Linked DNA regions of Homo sapiens: region 2 is linked to region 1. A link is a loop called in an ENCODE intact Hi-C map of the cell type or tissue named here. Cell type or tissue: ovary. All regions are shown on one strand. Each heading gives the region's core, and the rest is flanking DNA. Links, peaks and the distances in the headings are about the cores only.

Evidence for each region. Peaks named below come from ENCODE experiments on the same cell type or tissue, not always from the same donor. Only the 100,000 strongest peaks of a DNase experiment are listed, where the experiment ranks them.
Region 2: it touches region 1 in a loop (6-fold over the local background); 10 of 110 quality-filtered maps call a loop at or near these places.

Annotation. Positions count from the first base shown.
Region 1 is chr15:95,929,784-95,932,692 of GRCh38, forward strand. No RefSeq gene overlaps it. Among named protein-coding and RNA genes, the nearest start is that of NR2F2-AS1, 400 kb to the right of the region's middle. RefSeq lists a cis regulatory region at 1,251-1,364. In ovary, for the core only: no CTCF peak of the experiment used is centred there; a DNase peak (open chromatin) is centred at 1,320; H3K27ac peaks cover 2,263 bases.
Region 2 is chr15:96,320,566-96,323,474 of GRCh38, forward strand. All of the region lies in intron 1 of NR2F2-AS1 (NR2F2 antisense RNA 1), which reads right to left. Among named protein-coding and RNA genes, the nearest start is that of NR2F2-AS1, 5.1 kb to the right of the region's middle. In ovary, for the core only: a CTCF peak has its summit at 1,473; DNase peaks (open chromatin) are centred at 956, 1,366, 1,636 and 2,226; H3K4me3 peaks cover 2,500 bases; H3K27ac peaks cover 2,500 bases.

The DNA of each region.
Region 1 (2,909 bases), core at 310-2,809:
CCACCTGGCTTGCACACATAATTAAATATTTGCACCTGCAATGGTAGTATGTGTGAAAGTTATCCCTGTAATTAGTTGTCGGGGTAGAAATACATGTAATTTTTAAAACCTTCTCTAATTCCAATAGTTATTTTTAAATAGATATTTTTTGTTGAAATAAAAGAACTCCTAACAAATTAGTGCTTTTAAAAGAAACTATTTCATATTGTGTTCTTTTCAGGTACTCCTCTAAAAATATAGCTTTCTACTGCTTCTATAGGCAACTGAATTGTAGGAGCATTGTTTGCATGTATTTTCAGTAGGTTTGGCATGTGATTAAGTCTACCTGCTTTTCATTCATTCATTTATGCATTTGCTCAATAAACACACTAAGTCCAGACTATGCCCTTGCTTTGAGGATACTAATATATTTAAAAGGGTACATCTGCCTACAGACTCATGAGTACGGGGTGAAATTTGGATTAATATTTTTATCAAATAATTACAATTTAATATTGTAAGTGTGTATCTCATACAAGAGATGAGGGTACATAGAAAAAAAATTTAACATAAAATTTTGAGTTGTTCCCCCTCTGTGGAACAATGGTATGTGTAAAGATTTTGACAATTACACAGGTTCTTTATTTGAGAAGATTCTACTGTTTCATTACCTGCAGATGTTGTTTAACAACATGAAAGAGTTGCCTATTTTTGACATGCTGTGTAACATATAACAATAAAAGATTTTAGTAAATAAGCATATTGCCGTACTATAGGACATGAAATGCCTCTTAGCACTGATGGGAAATAAAGTCCCTCTGCCTCTCCCCCAGGAGAGATAACACGCCAACGTTTTGGCAAACGCTTTCAGTACAGATGCATATTGTGTGTCTTTATCCATAATGGACACTTGTACTTTAATTTTTATCCCCCACATCCCTTCTATTATTGAAATGCTGAAACAAAATGTCCGCAGCTTTGAGAGTAAATCCGCAGCATTTAGATTTCACATGGATTGCTCCTCTTTTCTTCACTTTGTATTTGAACTGATGATTTCTTACCTCTAAGGACACGCTGTTTTGGCCACCACTTATCTTGTCTCCTGATAAGCTGGCCCATTTAGGGTTGTCCTAGAAAGGCTTTTTCAGTCCCGAATCTTATGATTATCACACACTGTGGAATTTTGATCTAAACATTGTGAGTGTTCAGAATATCGAAAAGTCACCAAGAAGCCCCACTCTCTCCAACAAGATGACCTGCAAGGGCGGCTTGATAGGAAAGCTGAGCCCAGCTCTCAGAGAATAAGCAGGGGTGTGGGGGCAGCCTGGGAGTTGGGATCAGCCTCTAGACCTTGAAGTGCAGCAGCTGTGCGTTGTCTTTGAGGCTGAGGATCAAGCAGAGAATATGAGATAGGCAAACGTTGGCTTAAACTTTCTTCTCTCTTTGATTGTCCTTGGACATCTGCCTCATCTCCTGTCAAGAATGTTTGGCAGCTGTTAGCTCAGAATAACACAGTTCTGCTGCCCCAGCCGCTACCCCAGTCTTCTAATACTTTAAGCCAACTAGTCTCCGTTATATGCCTGGCCTGATACACAACTATGCTAATGCCTTGAGCTAACTAGCTTTCTATCAAGCCATGGAAAACACAGGGAGAGAGTCTTTGGTTTATTTTCCTCACGTGCTAATTGGCTTTAATTGTTGGCCAATTGGATTTCAAGTTCAGAAAAGACTGGACTACACAAAGACAAGTGTTAACTTAAGACCGTGGGAGAAGCAAGCCAGCCCTTTTGGTCTTTAATGTAGTAGACTTTATGCAGATGCACATGTCTCCCGGCCGTGGGGGTCCAGGGGAGAATGCTGTGGGACCATCATGATGGTTTCTTAAAATCCGTAATTTTCCCCATAGGCCAAATACCAAGCACGGGGACCACCTAACCAGAAGTTGGGGGTGAATATATTTAGCATTTTTAGCACCCATTATACCTCATGTTTTTATTGTAATGACCTTCTCTCTGTCACTAAGAAACTATCATTGTGAGAAGAGAAAGTGCTGAGTTGCAAATATTTAAAATGGACATGTTTGTATCTAATCTGGGAGACTAATATGCCATGATAATAAAAATGTAGATTTATTTCACCCACAGTCCTAATGTCACATTCATGGGTATTCATGTACGGCAAAACAGAAGTGTCAGAACTGGTCCCCTGAATACCTGTGCTTTTCAAATAAAGTACAAACAAGTCACAGTAGTCAACTACAAGGGGCATCAGGACACTATATTATTAATAGCTTTGAATTATTTCCAATAATGGTCATAGGTTCGTTCTGGGGGCTGCTGTGACTTAGAATTGCCATCGATATGGGATGATATTACAGAATGGTGACTTACTGCCCATTCTCCCAAAGTGTCCCTCCAAGAGATTACCCCAGTGCTAATTCCCCAAATTCTCTTTTTCTATATTGGGCCTGAAATGTATCTACAAACACAAATGGTTCTACTGCTTTGATGGAATTGACCAGTCAGTCAGTCTAACACCTGTCAATTCGGTCACAGGGTTTTTGACATTTTTGACTGAATTGACCAGGTGCTAGACTAAACCCACCGGTTGATTTCATCAAAAATTGTCAAACCAGTTTTGTGATTGGACAAAGCCAGAATCAACACCCTCACTGGTATTCCTCCCTGTGCCTTGTTAACACCCTTGTTTCCTCATTTTTCTGGCTCTAGATGCCAAAACACCTTGAATTTACATATATCCATATGTACCTGTATATGTGAGGATCTCTTCTAATTAACCATTGTTAAATTTGTAATTTATAAATGGTATAGTGCATAGTAAATCATCCCTTTGTATAGCTCTAGTTCCAAATAAGATAATTTAATCACCTATTAATTTATTTCACTAGCACTTTTCATTTCTAGCCCTGA
Region 2 (2,909 bases), core at 254-2,753, 390 kb after region 1:
GTTTTTAAAACTCTCTGCCACGGCAATCTACTGCTGTAGACATGGTTAGAAATATTTTTTAAATGGACTAGACGGTCAGTTAAATACAAGAAAATATTTCACTATATTATATTTTCTTATTCCCTAAAGTCCATCTCCATGGAGTGTGCTGCGGGTGATGGATGAGACTGTTGTCTATCTGAATGGAAACCTGCTTTCATAGGAAGGGTGGAGGTGGGAGAGGACCAGTGAAGGGCAGAGCTCTAAAATTCTGGCAACTAGAGTGAATATACCCTTTCCTCCTTTCATCCTTCTTCCTTTGCTCCCTCCCTCCCTCGCTTCCTTTTTGCTACGTCTCTTTTTGGTAGATCACTGTAGTTAACCTTCGTTCTGGCCAAGACCAAGAAGGGTTAATGGACACCCGGCTCCTGACACCTTCCAGGTCAGCTTGGCTTGCGAACTTCCAACGCAGGAATTGGAGGATTACCGGGGAAGGAATGCGAGGTACCCGATAGCCTCACACCTGAACACGGTCGCTTCAATCCACTGGGATTCATTTAAAAAAAAAAAAAAAAGAAATTCTCTTCTGGAAAATGGTTAATTGGATCTGCAGCTACATTTCCTGTTGCACCGAAGAGCCAAGCAGGGCAGCCTGGATTGGATCCCTCAAGCTGCCAAGAAAATCGAGCAATTGGGGGGTGGTGGTGGGGGGGGGGTGAACCTTTCTAAATAAATAAACAAACGTAGGTAGCTATCAGTTGCTTTAGGGAGCGCAGATATTTAGGAAAAGGCCAGGAGCGGGAAAAGGAAGAAGAAACGAAAAAGATTCTCCCCTTTTCTTACCTTTTGCCCCTCCTTTCCCCTCCCGAAATTTGCGCCTACTTGATTATTTGCAGCTGTTTCGAACCTCAAGGTTTGTTCACAGTAGCGAGAGAGACTTGCGCTTGGAGAAGTGAAAAGCCATTTTCGCGCCAGGGCTTCGCTGCTTGAGTTTGGGGGTTTTGCTCTCCCTCCCAGCAAACTCCCCTCAAAGCCTTGCTAACTTCGTCAAGCCCTGCCAGCCTTTACTCCTTGGCCACTTGGGTTCGCAGTACCCAGCCAAGGGCCCCGGGCGGGTTTCCATCGCTGGGGGTGGCCTGGTACCCCCAAAGCTGAGTTCCCGCCTAGGAGAGGACGCTGACGTCCTGGGGCTTCCTCGGTGCCTGTCACCCAGCCCCCTGCCTTCCTCCTCGGCCTCAGATGTCGTCCCACCTGCCCACGAGCAGGGAACCTGGAACCCACTCTCCCGGCAGTCCCCAGCGGGTTCCGCCACCCGGCGGCCGCCCCTGACACCGAGTGGGTGGGAGGAAGAGGCAGCTGGCGGGGATGGGCCATTGAGACCTCTTGAAAAATATTAAAAGACAGGATGGGTAGAGATTTCTCCGGGAGAAAGTTCGAGGGTGCATCGGGTCGCGGCTGGGAGGAGTACCCGAAATGCCAGCAGGAGAAATGCAACCTGTTTAGGCCACACCTTCAATCCCCGAGGCTGTCTGGAGAGACTGCGTGCGGGGGACTTGCCGGCGTTCCCACACCGCGCCTGCAATCCACTCCCGCGGCTGCCTGGCCTCTGCCACTCGCGGCTTGAAGCCAGTGGCTCTCAAGCCCTCGGCCCCGCGGCGGCCCGCGCAGCCTTCACCCGGCGCCGGCACCACGAAGCCTGGCCGCAGTGGACTCCCCGCAGCTCGCTGCGCCCTGGCGTCTCCCGTCGAGGAGGGAGGGACGGAGGCCTGAGCCGGGAGCTCCCTGGCGGTGGTCGGGCCGCCCCCCTTGAGGCCTGCTCCCCCCTCTCGGCCTCGCCAAATCCCTGAAAGCCCAGTCCCCCTTCGTCACCCCGGGGGCTTCTAATCACTCGGTATCGATTTCCCTAACTCTTTTCATCCTGTTGAAGACACATCTTAAAACACTCCAGCCCGGAGTGTGCTCTGGGCTTTATCCACACTAATAAAATGATTTACCCTTCTCTCCGCGCTCTCCTCACAGAGGAAAATCGTTCGAGCCCCGGCTATTTGTGTGTGATCAGTAAATATTTAGTGCGCTGACATCCTTAGCTGGGCTTCGGATCGATTCGGGGCCCACCGGGAGGTGCGCACGGTCCGGGCGGGGCCGCGCCGAGCTCGCCGAGGGGGCTCCTCCCGCCCTCGCCGCCGGCCGCTGATTTACGGCCCCTGCAACCAGCTAAGGGGGGCGAAAGCGCGCCTGGAAAATTGGCTTTTCAACCTTTTACTTTTGACATTCAGCCACTTCCCCAGGCTCTAATTCTCGCCCGCACTCCTCCCTCCCGCCCTACTAAGGGTTGCCCTGTGCGCCCTGCGAGCCCTTCCAGCAGCAACGCGCGGCGCTCGCGCCCCCTCGGCCCGGGGACCACCTATCACAGCCCTGAGCCGCGACGCGGGGAGGCCCCGGCCCCTGCTATGGGGGTCGCCTCCTTCGAGGAGAGATGCTCTCCGCCCGCCCACACCTCTGAGGGAGGAGAGGGGGTGGAGAAGCCCAGAGCTGCATCTGCTGGATGACGAGCCGCTCTCCCTGCTACCCTTTCTCCGACCCGTCGGCCTTTCTCCTACTCTGGAGACTGATCCTCGACGTCCATCGGGCCGGATGGCGTCGGGTGGAAGCGTTACTTTCCTCGCAGAAAAACTCCTCCTCTTTCCTAAGATCAGAAAAAGCGCTTAGCTTGGAATTGTTAGGTGGAGGCCTCCTGCCCTGATAGTGGCTGTGAGAGGGCTGCGGCCGTGACACCGTCTGTGTCCCCTGGCCCTCCTGGCCTTCCCCGGGCGCAGACGATTTCATTATTGCAGGGCCGCACCGTGGACCTGGAGTAGGGCACTGCGGGGTCCCGCTGCGTCCTACGGGAGCGCTACCTCGGTCTGCTACGTTGCCCGAGTAAGATGTGA